Regions from separate parts of the Mus musculus genome. Here region 2 is linked to region 1. Evidence: chromatin loops called from intact Hi-C (ENCODE). Cell type or tissue: left cerebral cortex. All regions are shown on one strand. Each heading gives the region's core, and the rest is flanking DNA. Links, peaks and the distances in the headings are about the cores only.

Region 1 (8,765 bases), core at 489-8,488:
TGAAGTCAAGGATGAAATGAGCAGAAACTAGGGTGAGGAGTCTTAGATTCAGAGTATAACCAGAGCAAATCTGTTAGATACCAGGACATGGACATCATATATCTCTGATACCATTACAGCTCTATGACATCCTGTGTCCCCCATCCCACTTGGCAATTGCTGATGTTCTAAGACCTAGAACACTCTAGCCAAACATTAGCTCTCACTGTATGTTGTGGTACAGGCCTTTAATCCAGGCACTCTGGAGGCAGAGACACTGGGAGTTTCAGGACAGCTTGGTCTACAGAATGAGTTCCAGGGAACCAGGACTATACAGACAAACTCTTTCTAAAAATAAAAACAAAACATATAAATAAATAAGCAAAATAATCAATTAAAAAATAAAGTAAAAAGAAAGATGAAGTGAAGCCAGGAGATGCATTCTGGACCTGTACCTGCTGGAAGTCAGTGGAAGCCTTCTGAGTGGTCTGAACAGGGCACTGGTACCCAAGGCCCTACACTTCCGGCTCCATTGTTATCTTCTCTTTAAAGAACTAAGCTAAGGAAGGCAGATGGCAAACTCACCTTCTCCTGAACATGTGCAGGGTTCCTGATGTCTGAGTAGCTTCTTAAATCTATCTCCTGCGTTTTGACTTCTGTTACTGAGGACTGGCAGAGTTGAATCAGACCCCTTTGACCTGCTGGGCTGATGCAGACACTGTTTTTTCAGAAACAGGGCTCCTTGTCCACCCCCTTGTACACATGGGAAGGAAAGTGATGAGCCAAGTCCAGCCATGTGAGGTTTGGTTTAGCTGGGTTTCAGATGCCAAATTTGTAATCACCAGACAGTGATGTTCCCTTCTCTACTTAAATACAGCTCTCTGTCCACAGTTCTGGTTGTTTCCAGACAAATGTATAATACATCATCATAGGAATCCCAATGAACATGAGAACTGGGCTCTTGGAGCTGTTGCACATGGCCATTAGGGGCCTGAGACCAACCAGGAAGTCTTCAGCACAGACAAATTCTACATGTCTCTTGTCACATAGGTTATGGCAAGAGGTCAGCATTCCTGACCTTGGCTCCTTGCCCTAAGTGCAGCTGAATGGAACAACTTTATGTTACTAGAACAGATGTCTGTATGACATACCATGGTCAAACATGGTCCATGGTCTCAACAGGAGCTCCTTGGATGAGGAACTGAGAGTCTGTCTGTTACCTAAACTGAGGTGTGTCAGCACTGTGGCTCAGCCTGCTCAGTGCCATTCTGCCTCACTCTGTCCCTGCCAAGAATCCCAAGTTGTGCCCACACCTACCTGCCTGTGAGCCAGGTCTAGGCCCATGTAGGCCAGGACACAGTGCTGGTTATCTACTCCTCAGTTATGCAGGATGTTTTTACTGATGTAGATATATTACTGTCATCTAATTACTGTCACTGGTCACCTCTTACTGAGAGCAGCAGTTGTGTTTCTACACTGAGTCTGATAATAAATCTGTCCATGGGGTAGTATATCAAAGTACTCATCAGGAATGGAGGTACCTGAACTCCATCCTATACTGAAGTCTGAAGGGTGGGTGTGGGGATATCATGTGTGGTTAAGTAGCCCACCAGAAAGGGTATTGGAAGTGGAGCAGGGCAGGGCAGGGCAGGGCAGGAAGATCATTTGTAGGGAGAACAGAGGAGAGTGAAGGGAGATTGGCTGGGGTGCAGGAGGCAATCTCTAGGATGTGCCAGACACCTGGGATGGGGCAAGATCATAGTCTAAGGGAGCAACTCTAGCTGAGATTCTTAGCTTAGATTCTTAGATGCTGCAGTGGCCACTTCCTGGAATCATGAAGCACTCCCAGTGGAAAGATAAGGAGAGTGTCCCACGCACCGAGCCTTCAACCCAAAATGTGTCCTGCCTACAAGATATGCACACAGAGATAGAGCAGAGACTGAGGAGTGGACAACCCATGAATGCCTCATATTGAGACCCATTCTATGGGCAAGAACCAATCCCTGACACTACTAAAGATACTCTGTTATGATTGGAGAGAGGAACCTAGCATAACTGTCCTCTGAGAGGCTCCACCCAGCAGTCAATGGAAAGAGATGCAGAGACTCACATCCGAACACTAGATGGAAGTCAACTAACCTGGACCCTTGGGAACTCCTAGAGACTGAATCAACAACCAGAGTGAGCATGGGCTGGACCCAAGTCTTCTGCACATATGGAGGAGATGAGCAGCTTGGTCTTTATGCAGATCCTCACAAAACACCGGAGCAGGGACTGTCCCTGAGCCTGTTGCCTACATGCCTGCCTATGGATCTCACATCCCTAAATGGACCGCCTTGTCTGGCCTCAGTGGGAAAGGATGTGCTTAGTGCAGCAGTAACCTGATGTGCAGGGAAGGGAGATGGAGGATGTGGGGGTAGGGTGGAGAGCATGAGCGGTTAAAATCCAGAGGAGGCTTCCCACTCTAAATGGAATGGGGGGAGGACTTGTATGAGGGGGTACAGGAAAGAAAGGAAGGGTTGGCTGACATTGGGTTTTAAAGCGAATAAATAAATAAATGTAATAAAAAATTTAGCACCCCAGATTCACAGTTGGTCATCTTGATGTAATCTCTGGCCAAGGAAGTAGCGTGTCCCTGATGACTTCTGTCTAGCCCCTTGAAGGGATCAGTGGGGTTGGCCTCAGTAGGTGACATTGGCTGCTGACACAGATTCACTTAGGGAAGGCAGAATTTGTCATAAACATATTACTATGCTAGCAGCAGTGGATATTACTCAGAAATTCAGATGATGAGCGAAACTTTCATTTGCTCTCAGTGTAAAGTTAAGGTAAGACAAGAGCAAGGTCCTTATGCTAGAAAGATCACTTCCACTTCCTCTCTCTCCATCTTTCTAGAGGGTAAGTGTGGTAGGGAGGATGGTAAGTTGCTCTCAGAAGAAAAGGATTGGTGGGTGAGGCCTTGGAGGTAGGACAGGTTTTTGTTTAGTTTTTTTGAGACACATTCTCATGTGTTCCAAGCTGTCCACAACCCGGCTTTGCAGGTTTACGTTCAGCTTAGGTGAACCTGCTTCTACTCACAAGAGCTAGGATTACAAAGAGGAGCTAACCTAGGCCTGTAACCAGTCTTGATTTGGTATCTTTGGTGCAGAGGGGGAAAGCACCACACTGGGCCCAAGGGCTTTTCTCTTGGTGGCACCACTATTTCAGTTTCCTTTGCTAACAGTTCACCACACTGATGCCAATGCCATGATGACTGAATTCTTTACTTGCTAAGGCATCTTGGAGCAATTTTTAAAAGTTAAGCATATGGTTTATCTGACAGTATCCCCTAACTCACGTTTCACATTGCAACAAGCCCTGCTGGTACTTCCTGGATGTGCTTCCAAGCAGCTGTAGATGATGGTACAGGTGACCTTCATCCTCCACACTCACCCTGGTGTGATTTCTCACTGTTTGCTTTCTCATATTGCTGAATAGGGGTTTTTGAGAACGGAATGAGATATTCCTGGGCAGGGTTTGGAAAGTAAAGACTCAATTTCCCACTTTGGAAGAGCTAAGGTGTTTCCAATCAAGCCTAGAGCAAATCTCTGGCTTTGAAAGGAGGAGTTGCTCATTGGCTAAGATCCAGGAGAGTCTTCTGGGAAGGACGCTTCAGTTTCTGGTGAGTACAGGGAGAACATTATCAGGGAGGCAAAGGCTGTTCCCCATGACACCAGCAGTCCATTCTCTGGACATTCTATTGTATCCTGGAGAGCTCCTGGCATCCCCTGTGATGTCACCAGTGTTGTGGCAACAACAACTGCTCTTAGAGCATTCCATCAGTACTTCAGAGTTCATCTCGAATCATGTTTTCAATGCTGAGGAGCAGAGTAAGGTAGAAGGAAGCTGGACCTCCATCTCAGTGCAATCCAGCAAGGAAGAAGTGGTTCTGGGAAGACCCGGTGCGTCCTGGGAAGGGAGTGCCCAACTTCCTGGAAGAAGTGGGCTCGAGCTGGGTCTTCCAGTAATGGGGCACTGGAATTGGAGCCTCCAGGAGGCAAATGGCTTTCTGTAGCTTATTGTAACTCCTGAAATCCAAGGGTTTCAAAGCATTAGTTTGTCCAGCACAAAGCTGGGATCTGGCAAGACCAAATGTGTTCTACTGTGAGCGCAGAGCAGGGATTGGTGTATAATCTGGTAACAAAAGGAGACCACCAGGGTCAGGTACTGACTGTTTCCCAGTTTGAGGCCTAACATCACTGAACTTTACTCCAATGGCTTCACTTATGTGCAGTGGCTTCCTGACCATTGCAGCAGGGAGAGGAATGTGGTTCTGGCTATGTGACCTTACGTTATCAGACGTGTCTGTCAAGCTCTCATTGAGAGTGTCTTCTTAGGTTTCCGAGTCAGCTCTTGTGGGTGGCAGGCATTTCTCTTGTATAGGCAAACAACTGTCAGAGGCAGTGGATCCAGACAGAGAGTAGATCCTAGTGCCAGCTCAGGGGTGTTTCGATCTTCCAGTGGGTGAACTGCTCAGTCTGCTGACCATGTTCTGCCCCTGCTTGACTTTGTAATCCACAGTCATGGACCTAGGGTGACATCACAGGAGAGCTGAGCATCTCCTCAGCATCTGAGTGCATGTGGAATGTACTCTTTTTCTCCTGGCTTCTGAAATCACAGACTTGAGGCCTCTGAAGCCAAACTGCCCCATGTGCTTTTGTTAATAAGCATGGAGAGGCCATCTGTGTGGTGATCATGAGCATGTGTAGGGAGGCAGAGGAAACACCTGGATGCTTTGATAATTCCCCTCTCAACTGAGTGATGGGAGAGCTGAGATCCACACAGGAGGCATCTCAAGCCTGGGTCAAAATCTTTGGGGTATCACTGGGTTGCAGGCATGCTCTCTTTCTGTTTGGGCCTCAGTGTGGTCTGTCCATCCTCTATGCTTTATCACTATGCAAATTCACGTGTAGTCTTCTACCTATAGAGGCTGGCAGACAGCCACCAGCTCCTACACCCATCCTCTCCAAGCAGGTGAAGAAGGGAACAAAGAGGCTGACCACACAGCTTCAGCTTATGATGATGAGTGAGAGAAATGAGCAGCGAGATCTCCTGATCCTCAGTACTGAAGGGTCCTTGTTTCATTCTGGTATTCATTCATTTCAAACTGCACGGTGTTAGTCTTGGGTCTTCAATGTCACCCTCATTCTCTTATAATCTTGGTTTGAAGAGACTGCCCCTCCAAGATATCCCTGTGCTCGGTGACATGACACCTCATGTCCCTAAATGCTTCCCAGAGGAGAAGCAGAACTCTTGAAGCCTTGGGTAGGAGTGAGATGGGAAATGGGCTCTTCTGCTTCCTCTAATGAAAACCAAGGCCTGTAGTCTGAGTAACAGAAATCAGAGATTGAGGCAGTGGAGAAGTGAGTTCCTAGCATGTGTTCAGAAAGGCCTTGGCATGTGGTAGGTTGTGTGAAAGTCTAGCTGTTGTGAGTTTGTGTTGAGTCTTCTAGTTGCCTGGCAGGAGATTGAGAGTTGAAAGCTCCTGGTAGCACCTGGAAGGACCTGGTTCATCTTTTTCCCTGTGCATGCCTGACTACAAGGCCTGGACTCATCACTGTTCCTACTGATCCTTGTGCCTTCTACTCTGAGATGATACTGCTCCATCATTTCTTCAGCATCCCATTTTGCTCTCTTTCTTGTCTCTGTCTCTCTAATGTCTTTGTTTCTGACTCTGTCTCCTTTTCTCTGCTGTGTGTATGTTCATGCATATGTCCCACAAGCCCATCTACATGTTTGCATGTTTGCGTGTCTCTAGACTTTGGAGTGCAGAAATCTGCCTCTTGGCCTGAGGATGTGTCTGTCTCACAGTTTCATGGCGATGACAGTGCTTAGGTCTGGGAGCTCCACTTTAAACAAAACAGCTCTTGGTCTATGTGGTCACATTTACTGCACATTTGAATACCTCCAGGAGTTTGTAAAGCTCTCCTGATGCTGGGGTCTCAACCCAGAATTATGTGCAATGTCTACCTCTTCAATAATAGTTACCCAGGAACTGAAAACTGTTTTGAAAACAGGAGAAATGAAATCACAAATTTCTGGTGGGTCAAGACCTATGTCATAGGCTCCTGAGGTTATAATGTGATACTGACACTTCAGGCCTGCTGAGTGAGTTTATGCAGCCAGAGCAGCCTCCACCTGGACACCTAGGCTCTGATGGCCAGGGGTGAGGATAACAAGGTTACAGAGCACCTAGATGTCCCACTAAATAGGCATAGAATGTGGCATCCCCTGGTTTGGGGCAGTCCTGGGCACAGCTTGAGTGATTCTACAGGTCTGAGTTCATGACATTCTATCCCCCTGGGGGCCAGCTCCTACCACAGGCCAACTACATTTTATGAGAAATTGCATTTGCAACATAAGACACCATGTCACAGCTGCAGACCTGAACAGGAAAACCACTGAGGCCTCCAAGAACTTGAAGATGCTTGAGGAGGAGATTGGCTTCTATCGGTAAGTGCCTGTCAGGCACCCCTGATGGGGTGGAATGGCCATTTCTGTCTGTCTTTGTTCATGGATTGAAGAGTTCCCAGCTCTGGTTCTATCCCCTTTGCCTCTTAGCTATCAGCATGGCTTGGGCCTTTTGTATTCGGTGTCTCTAAATGTAAAAGAGATTGTCATCCCTCCCAGCATTGTCTTGCCAGGCTCAGGAGCCTTTAGACAGAAAAGTGATTCACACTGTGAGATGGTGGCAGTAAAACCTAGTCTTCTGGGGGCTCAGGCTGGGTTTTTACAGAGCTAATTTTCATGGAACAGGAATTTCGAATACCTCTTTGGTTCTCCCTTGAGGTTAAGTGCCCACTGCATTTTGATGTTTTCATATTTCTTTGGACAGTTTACAAGTGGCTCTTTCTCTTCAAGGGACATGGTTCCCTATTGGTATTGTGGACTTCAGAATTCATTTATTCTTTTCTGAATTGGCTGTTCTCTATTTTGAATGTTCCGAGTTGTCATGGATGTACTTGGACCCTTTTGTAGTCTTCATGGGAACCTGGAATCTGGGGAGGTTGATGGGATCTGGAAGTAGCAATGGCCAGAGGAGGGTGCAGGTGCTTACTATGCAGAGTCTCTTTCCAGCAACCTGCACAGCCAGCTGAGGATGGCCCAGGCTCAGCTGAAGAACAAGGTGAATATGCTGAAGCAGGAAAATAGGAGAATTTGGGGGCGATGTGCCACACTGCAGCAGAACTTGGAGGAATTGAAAATGATCTATAAGAATCAACTGGAGGACACCAGTGACCCCCAGACCCAGCAGCAGCAGGTAGGGACAGGCAGCTGGGTCAGGCTGCTGTTGTTCACCATTTCCCATTGACTTCCTGTCTGTTCACTGACCCACCTGTTCTTCCACCCATCCCCTTTCTAATCCATACTCTCAACCAGCCACCTACCTCATGTACTCATTGCTCATTTCTCTGTCTATGTCTATTCTGGGACGTTAGTCTCTTGAGAAACTGGATTATAGGCAGCATGCTTAATTGAAACCAGTCCAGTGAGGGAGAGAGGCAAATACCATATTTCACCCACATATGTCCTCATGATAGGTGGGGTCCATAGCTTTGAGTGGGGTCTGGGTCCTGTGACTCATCTATATGGCAGGAGGTTTGGGACATCACAGGTGGGAGAAGAATATAGTGCAAGTGTCAAATGACTGCTTCTCGTTGTTATCCATTTGGGTGGCATGTGGCCGACTCCTTTTTTTCTGCATCTCAGTGATGTTTCTTCTGGTTACCCAGTTGTTTGGTTCACACCTACAGGAGTTTGAAGAGCAGTTTGTCAGCCTGCTTTCTCTGTGTGTTGCTGCAGACATCTCCCTTCCTTGGGTTTACAGTCTGGAGGTAGCTACAGGACCAGGGATGTGGAAAGTCATTTGAAGGACTGGGAGATGTGGGAGCTCAGAACAAAGTGTTCTATAATGATCTCAACATAATCTGGCAAAGCAGAGCATGCTTTCCAAAGCAGTTTGTATCCAAGAGATGCATGGCAGAGTTTCGACCCTCTCCAGAAAGAGCTGGTGTGCTTCATCCAAACTCTTAAGGTCGTTTAGCACTAAGCCAGGGGACGGTGTGTTGCAGCATGCCTGTATGCATTGGCTAGAGGAGACCATAGCTTCTTTCCTTTTAAATCCCTATCTTGAACCATGATTTCTTACATCCCCAGAAGCATATTGTAGAAGCTTCTGGCTTGTCTGGTTTACCTGCAAGCTCTTGGGATCCTGTGTAGGTGGTTGGTATTGTATGAACATCTCTGCATGCTAGTGAACTACCCTCCACTAAGAACACCATCTTCTAATGAACAGGATCCAGAAAGAACGGAGGAATTGCTGCAGGACAGTCACAAGCAGAAGAAGCTGGGCATCCAAGAGAAGAATTTAGCAGAAAAACAGCAGTATTACTTTGAGGTGCGCCGGAAGAGGTAGGAGCTCAGGCTAGGAAGATAGTGTTGATCTTCCTGGGCCCACTGTACCTTGGATCTCTGTGTTTTATGGGATCCTGCTCATCAGCAAATCTTAGAGGCACTGTCAGGAAAAAAACAGCTCAATTAATTGTGATGTCAAGATGACTTTCTGTTTAGTAAACCAACCATATGTTTGATCCTCCATATGACTGAATTGTTGTAACCGCCTTCTCTGCTCTCTGTTAGGCTGTGTTTGTACTCACAGAGATATTCTTGCTTCTGCCTCCTGTTTGATAGGATGTCAACATGGGCACCTCCATGCTTGGCTGTATTCATTTTTTTTCTTTCTCTCT
Region 2 (8,765 bases), core at 576-8,575, 64 kb after region 1:
AAGGAGATCAAGGGGATACAAATTGGAAAGGAAGAAGTCAAAATATCACTATTTGCAGATGATGTGATAGTATATATAAGTGACCCCAAAAATTCCACCAGAGAACTCCTAAACCTGATAAACAGTTTCAGTGCAGTAGCTGGATATAAAATTATCTCAAATAAATCAATGGCTTTTCTCTACAAAAAGGATAAACAGACTGAGAAAGAAATTAGTCACAAATAATATAAAATGCCTTGGTGTGACTCTAAGGAAGTGAAAGATCTGTATGATAAGAACTTCAAGTCTCTGAAGAAAGAAATTGAGGAAGATCTCAGAAGATGGAAAGATCTCCCATGCTCATGGATTGGCAGGATTAATATAGTCAAAATGGCTATCCTGCCAAAAGCAATCTACAGATTCAATGCAATCCCCATCAAAATTCCAACTCAATTCTTCACTGAGATAGAAAGGGCAATTTGCATATCCACCTGGAATAATAAAAAACCTAGGATAGCAAAAACTATTCTCAACAATAAAAGAACCTCTGGTGGAATCACCATGCCTGACATTAAGCTGAACTACAGAGCAATCGTGATAAAAACTGCATGGTTCTGGTACAGTGACAGGTAGATCAATGGAATAGAATTGAAGACCCAGAAATGAACCCACACACCTATGGTCACTTGATCTTTGACAAGGGAGCTAAAACCATCCAGTGGAAAAAACACAGCATTTTCAACAAATGGTGCTGGCAAAACTGGCGGTTATCATGTAGAAGAATGTGAATTGATCCATTCTTATCTCCTTGTACAAAGCTCAAATCTAAGTGGATCAAAGACCTCCACATAAAACAGAGACACTGAAATTAAAAGAGTAGAAAGTGGGGAAAAGCCTAGAATATATGGGCAGAGGGGGAAAAATTTCCTAAACAGAACAGCAATGGCTTGTGCTGTAAGATCAAGAATTGACAAAAGGGACCTCATAAAATTGCAAAGCTTCTGTAAGGCAAAAGACACTGTCAATAAGACAAAAAGGCCACCAACAGATTGGGAAAGAATGTTTACCAATCCTAAATCTGATAGGGGACTAATATCCAATATATACAAAGAGCTCAAGAAGCTGGACTCCAGAAATTCAAATAACCCCATTAAAATATGGGGTACAGAGCTGAACAAAAAAATTCTCAACTGAGGAATACCGAAGGGCTGAGAAGCACCTGGAAAAAATGTCAACTTCCTTAATCATCAGGAAAATGCAAATCAAAACAACCTTGAGATTCCACCTCACACCAGTCAGAATGGCTAAGATAAAAAAATTCAGGTGACAGCAGATGCTCGTGAGGATGTGGAGAAAGAGGAACACTCCTCCATTGTTGGTGGGATTGCAAGCTTGTACAACCACTCTGGAAGTCAGTCTGGAGGTTCCTCAGAAAACTGGACATACTACTACCTGAAGATCCAGCAATCCCTCTCCTGGGCATATACCCAGAAGAAGTTCCAACTGGTAATAAGAACACATGCTCCACTATGTTCATAGCAGCATTATTTATAATAGCCCCAATACCTCTCCTGTGATATACCCAGAAGTTCCAACTGGTAGTAAGGACACATGCTCCACTATATTCATAGCACCCTTATTCATAATAGCCAGAAGCTGGAAAGATCCCAGATGATCCTCAATAGAAGAATGGATACAGAAAATGTGGTACATTTACACAATGGAGTACTGCTCAGCTATTAAAAACAATGAATTTATGAAATTCTTGGACAAATGGATGTATCTGGAGGATATCATCCTTAGTGAGGTAACCCAATAACAAAAGAAGTCACTAGATATGCACTCACTGATAAGTGGATATTAGCCCAGAAACATAGAACACCCAAGATACAATTTGCAAAACACAAGAAAATCAAGAAGAGGGAAGACCAATGGGTGGATAATTTGTTCCTCCTTAGAATAGGGAACAAAATACCCATGAAAGGAGTTACAGAGACAAAGTTTGGAGCTAAAACTAAAGGAGTGACTATCCAGATGCTACCCCACTCAGGAATCCATCCCATAATCAGCCACCAAACCCAGACACTACTGCATATGCCAGCAAGATTTTGATGAAGGGACCCTGGTATAGCTGTCTCGTATGAGGCTATGTCAGTGCCTGGCAAATACAGAAGTGGATGCTCACAGTCATCTAGAAGATGGAACACAGGGCCCCCAATGGAGAAGCTAGAGAAAGCACCCAAGCAGCTGAAGGGGTCTGCAACCCTATAGGTGGAACAACAATATGAACTAACCAGTACCCCCAGAACTCGTGTGTCTAGCTGCATATGTAGCAGAAGATGGCCTAATCAGCCATCATTGGGAAGAGAGGCCCCTTGGTATTGCAAACTTTATATGCCCCAGTACAGGGGAATGCCAGGGCCAAGAAGTGGGAGTGGGTGGGTAGGGGGGCAGGGTGGGGGGAGGGTATAGGTAACTTTTGGGATAGCATTTGAAATTTGAAATGTATATAAAGAAAATATCTAATAAAAATTATTACTCCAACCAACCAAGTTAAAGACCTGGATGACAAGAACTTTGTCTCTGAAGAAACTGAGGAAGAAATCAGAAGATAGAAAGACCTTCTATGCTCTTGGATCAGTTGGATTTACATATTGAAAATGGCCATTTTGCCAAAAGGATATTCTCTAGTTCCATTTATTTGCCTGAAAAATTAGTGATGTCCTTGTTTTTAATAGCTGAATAGTATTCTGTTGTATAAATCAACCATGTTTTCAGTATCCATTCTTTGTTTGAGGGGTATCTGGGTTGTTTCCAGTTTCTGTCTATTATGAATAAAGGTGCTATGAACATAGTGGAATACTTTTTCGTGTGATATGCTGGAGCATCTTTTGAGTATATGCTCAAAAGACAGATTGCTGGGTCTTTAGGTAGAACTATTTCTAATTTTCTGAGAGGCAAGGATTGCACTAGTTGTTGAGCCCTCGGCTCCCTACATGCTGGGCAGTGATTCTGTCAACTGAGCTATGTCTAAAGCTATTATCCTCTCAGCCTATTAATTATTATCATTATTATCATCATTATTCAGCCACAATCTCACTATGTAATGCACAGAGGACTGTAATCAATCTTGCTTTGGTACTTTTGGTGCAGAGACAACAACACAACAGCCCCAAGAACGTTTTTCTTGGTGACTCCAGTATTTCAGTTTCCTCTGACAACAGTTCATCACACAGTTAACAGCATTCTGGTGCCTGCCTTGTCTGTCTGCTAAGGCATCTTGAGGCAATTTTCAAAGGCTAAGCACATGGCTTCAATGACTGAACCCACTAATCCACGTCCCACATTGAAGTCAGACCTGCAGGTTCTTCCTGGATGCGTTTTCAAGCGCCTGTACATATGAGACAGGTGATCTTTCTTTCTCCACTCATGGCGATGTGACTTCTCAGTGCTATTTAATTGTTCATATTGACGAATAGGGGTATTTTGAGGGAGGACTGAGACATTTCTAGGCAGAATTAGGAAAGTAAAAACTAAGTTCCTTGTCTTGAAAGAGCTATGCTTCCAATAAAGCCGTAATCAATCTGGCATTGGAAGGAGGAGGTGATCAATGGCTATGACAGAGGAGCATCGCTTGTAAAGGGCACCTCACTTTCTAATCAGTACAAGGAAGCATTAGCAGAGAGGCAGAGCGTGTTTCCCATGGCACCAGCAGTCTCTCCTTTGAACACTGAATTGTATCCATGAGAGCTTTTGTGATGTCACCAGTGTTGTAGCAACACCAACTGCTCTTAGTTCATTCAATCAGTACCCATAGAGTTTATCTCTAGTCCTGTTTGCAAGGCTGAGGAGTCTTGTCAGGAGAGAGAATGGGAGCATGAGAGATCAGAGAGAGGCAGACGGAAACCAGACTTTCATCTCAGTTTAAAATGGCAAAGAGGAGGGGGTCCTGGGGAAAACACAGTGAGTCCTGGGTAGGAGCAAGGTAAAGAGCTTTCTGGAGAAGGTGGACTAGAGCTGGGCTTTTCAGGAGTGGGGCACAGGAAATGGAGTCTATGGGAAGCTCATGAGCTTCCCTGCTTATCATAATTCCTTAAATTCAAGGATTGCAGAAAATTAGTCTATCTCCCAAGCCACTTGCTGACAAGGCCAACATAGTTGTACTGTGAGCTCCTAGGTTTTATTCTTGAGGACGTTTGGGATATAACATGGGGACAGAAGGAGAGCATCAGGAGTCAGAGAGGGACTAATGTTTCCCAGGTTAGGGCAAGACATCATAGTACCTTATCCCAGTAGCTTCTTTTAGGTGCAGTGGCTATCAATAGTAACAGGGAGAGAAATTTGCTTCTGGCTCTTTTACCTTATGTTCTCGGACTTTTCTGACCAGCTCCTGCTGAGAGCGAGTGACCTGTTAGCTTTCTGAGTCAGCTGTTTTGGGTGGCAGGCATTGGCCTAGTGCAGCCAAGACAAAGGCCAGAGGCAGTGGACCACCACAGAGACTGGACCCTCTTGCAAGCTCAGGGGTGTTTGGTTTTTCAATGGGGCGGTTGATCAATGGGGCAATTGATCAGCCTGTTGCCTGTGTTCTGCCCCTGTGTGACTTTTTTAAAATGGTAGCTCAAGGTGATTTCATTATGAAATTTTAAAAATGCAAATAATAATAATTGTGGGTTGATAAATACATTATGAATATGCTCATATCTCTGTTAATTTAAATAGGAAATTTAGAAGCCTTTAGTTTTGGTCCAAAACATAAGACACTTGGGAAGGAGCATGAAATCCTTATGGAAATAATTTGAAACATCTGTGTAAACAAGTAGTAAATGGTGAACACAACTGAATCAAAATTTAGACCCAGATAAAGCAAGAAAACTGAAGGTGTTACGTTTTCCTGCATTCAAATATTTGAAAATCAGCAAATCCAATTCAACAAATGTATAAACAAATATATATAATAACCAGGGAGGCTTTTTCCAGGTACATGATTCCTTTGAAATTAAGAAGAGGAGCGTGGGTGGAGGGCGTGGACAGACCGAGCGCAATGACCATGGCCTCCAAGTGTCCCAAATGTGACAAGAGCGTGTACTTCGCCGAGAAGGTGAGCTCCCTGGGCAAGGACTGTTACAAGATCTGTCTCAAGTGTGAGCGCGGTAACAAGACACTGACCCCTGGCGGCCATGCTGAGCATGTTCGGAAACCCTTCTGCCGCAAGTCCTGTTATGTCACACTGTTTGGACCTAAAGGCTTGAATAACGGGGATTAGGGGGTGGAAGAGGAGGGCGCTGGTTCCTATATCTACTAGAAGCCTCAGACGAAAGCCCCTCAGAACACTGGCCCCATCGAGGTTCCTGTGATTCGAACTGAAAAGCAGAAGAGAAGGGGGCCCCCCAGGGGGCCCAGCAAAGCCTCTAGTGTCACCACGTTCATTGGGGAGCTCACCATGTTTCCTCTATGCAACAAGAGAGTGTACTTCCTTGAGATGTTGCCCTCTATGGGCAAGGACCGGCACGGCATGCTGAGCATGATGGCCAGCCCTAATGCCACAAGCCTTGCTATGGAATACTCTTTGGACACAAAGGAGCAAACGCTGGTGCTGTGGGCAGCTATATCTACAAGGACCTGGAAGGCACGGTTCAGCCTTAGATCTACAGATGCTGTCCTCGGGTTCCCCTTTTGACCCTGAGGGAAAGTGGCCTGTTGCCTAGTCCTGCCTCAGCGTGTTTCCCCTGCAAATCCAGGATCTAAGTGGTGGAGGAGAAAGCCTGGGTAGTCCCAGAATTTCAGCCCCCTTTGTAACCTTAGCATGTCCTGTGTTGCCCACAGTTTACTGTCTGTGTGCCTCCATAGCCCCTGAGGTTCTGTGTTCCTGTGTCCAGAATTCTCTCTGGCTCTCCAAGATGGCTGTCTTATGATATCCCTTTGCCCACACCTGCCCACCAGGATTATTTATGCTCTGGTTGCTGGCGATGGCCTGTGAGCTCACACAGCATTCCCTGCAGGGTGTTCGCACCCTTGCAAGGCGTCCTCTGCTGGTTTCCACACCACTCCCTACTTAACATCACATGAGTCACAGCTATGGAGATGTTTGCTGCCAATAAATAGTTTGAAGATGGAGGGGAAAAAAAGAAGAAATTAAAAAAGAAAACAATGTAATCCATTACAACAGAAGGTTAATCAAGAAAGTTATCTAATTTTATGGGTAGATACAGGAATATTTTTACAAGCGTGACACACATTTCTGATAGACACTTTCAGTCAAGAGGGAATACAGAGAACTTAGCAATATGATAGTTCTACAGCAATCAACTAAAATCATCTTTAGAATCTGGAAGCTTCTTCATGAAGATCAGTAATGAAAAATAGTACCTCTCACTGTAACAACTCAAGACTTATTGCAATAAGTCAAAACGTAATGTAAAGTTGTACTAATTGATAAGGAAAGCTTAAAACTATCAATTTGAATAAGACCTCATTGTCTCCTTGGAATGTCCAAAAAAATTCACTTTAATAAAGTATTATACTAAGCAATTACAGCAATTTTATCAAAGACAGTTAACATTAACATGCAGAAGTTAGTTGGTTTCTTTTCTTTTTTTTATTAAGTATTTTCTTCATTTACATTTCCAGTGCTATCCCAAAAGTCCCCCATACCCCCCCCCCCGACTTCCCTACCCACCCACTCCCAAACTTTTACTGAGGCGTATAAAGTTTGCACGACCAATGGGCCTCTCTTTCCACTGATGGCCGACTAGGCCATCTTCTGATACATATGCAGCTAGAGACACGAGCTCCGGGGGATACTCGTTAGTTCATATTGTTGTTCCACCTATAGGGTTGCAATTCCCTTTAGCTTCTTGGGTACTTTCTCTAGCTCCTCCATTGGGGACCCTGTGATCCATCCAATAGCTGACTGTGAGCATCCACTTCTGTGTTTGCTAGGCCCCGGCATAGTCTCACAAGAGACAGCTATATCTGGGTCCTTTCAGCAAAATCTTGCTAGTGTATGCAATGGTGTCAGCGTTTGGAGGCTGGTTATGGGATGGATCCCCGGATATGGCAGTCTCTAGATGGTCCATCCTTTCGACTAGTGATTAACATGAAAAATTAAAATGTCATAATTAGAATGTCTAGCAAGAAAAATAATAAACTAGGGTATAAACCTCACCAAGTATACACTAAACCTATATAAAGACAACTAAAAATGTCAGATAAGAAAACAAAATGAGTAGAAAGATATTTCATAATCATGGATAAGAAGACTCAATTTGACCATTGTGATGGTTTCTATATTCTTGCACCAGGGAGTGGCACCATTTGGATGTGTGGCCTTTTTGGAATAGGTGTGACTTAGTTGGAGTAGGTGTGTCACTGTGGGTGTGGGCATAAGATCCTCACCCTAGTTGCCTGGAAGTCAGTCTTCCACTAGCAGCCTTTGGATGAAGATGTAAAACTCTCAGCTCTGCCTGCGCCATGCCTGCCTGGATACTGCCATGCTCCCACCTTGAAGATAATGGACTGAACCTCTGAACCTGTAAGCCAGCCCCAATTAAATGTTTTTTATAAGACTTGCCTTGGTCATGGTGTCTGTTCACAGCAGTAAAACCCTAACTAAGACAACCATGTTTCCAGTCTTTATTAAATTATATGGAATTCAAAGAGAACATGAAATTTTCTAATTCAATAGTTGACACAATCTGAAAAGTGATAAAAGAGTTGGAGTGGATTTATAAAATACCACAATAAAGATGTTAGGACACTAATAAAAGGTAAGGAAAACCACCATGTGTTAGAGAGGCCACCCAAGGTAGAGAAACTCCTCTTTGACAAATAAAGTAAAACAGGTACCTATAGTTTCTTCAACACTTCTTGCTTGAGCAAGAAGTTATAGGCATCAGCTTTTCGCTAGTCTTAGCAGCAGTTATTCAGGACCCACACGGAGGTCAAGCTGAACATCTCCTACTGTCAGGAGCCCTAATGGGACAAGCTAATAACTAGCAGGTGACCATCCTGAAATGGCCTGCTTCTGATTATTATAGAATTGGCAACAGGTGAGCCCTCATTAAGCAAGGCTGTGAGGGACTCATTTTAGGAAAGATTCCTGCTATTAATATGCTTTTCCTGTTATTATTAAACATATATAACAATCACTAAGTAGTAACACACCCCTTTGGAGCAGATGTCTGCAGATCCACGAAGATCTTGTAGTGATGCTATGCAGACAGATGACTTAAGTCTTAATGATGATCCTATAAGGATTCTTCAAATTATATCTGTGACTATTAAGTTCTTTTATTAATGGTACTGCTATTAGGTCCTTTTCTGATAATCAAAGCTGCAATGAGAACTCTGCCAGTCTCTCAAGTGTCAACAGTTAATTGCTCTTAGATGGTAACCAGACTTTCTCCTACTCAGAGCACATTCCAAGAGGTTGTAAAACAATTAACCAAAGATCATTAAAAGGGAACTAGCCATTTATTATAGGTGTTAGGACAGGAAATAATATATCAACTGGGTTTATCCATACAAAACTTCACTAATAACTTAGTTATGGTTTTAAACCTTCAGTGAACCTGTGGAGCTGAGACAGGTGATGGATGTTTAGCTAGATAATTACTCCTAATGGATATGCATGTAAACATTCACTGTTGTGGGCTGGAGAGATGGCTCAGCAGGTAAGAGCACTAACTGCTCTTCTGAAGGTCCTGAGTTCAAGTCCCAGCAACCACATGGTGGCTCACAAGCATCCGTAATGAGATCTGATGACCTCTTCTGGGGTGTCTGAAGAC

What was found. Peaks named below come from ENCODE experiments on the same cell type or tissue, not always from the same donor. Only the 100,000 strongest peaks of a DNase experiment are listed, where the experiment ranks them.
Region 2: a loop joins it to region 1, with 2.2 times the contacts of the local background. A loop is called at or near these places in 4 of 42 quality-filtered maps.

Annotation. Positions count from the first base shown.
Region 1 is chr14:24,289,668-24,298,432 of GRCm38, forward strand. E330034G19Rik (RIKEN cDNA E330034G19 gene) reads left to right here and starts at 3,569. Exons shown (of 7, transcript NM_001379547.1): 1 at 3,569-3,640; 2 at 6,330-6,471; 3 at 7,096-7,279; 4 at 8,315-8,430. The coding sequence starts at 6,356. In left cerebral cortex, for the core only: no CTCF peak of the experiment used is centred there; no DNase peak of the experiment used is centred there.
Region 2 is chr14:24,353,333-24,362,097 of GRCm38, forward strand. It overlaps the pseudogene Gm18276. Among named protein-coding and RNA genes, the nearest start is that of Gm41108, 32 kb to the right of the region's middle. In left cerebral cortex, for the core only: a CTCF peak has its summit at 5,160 (motif pointing left); DNase peaks (open chromatin) are centred at 5,140 and 5,927.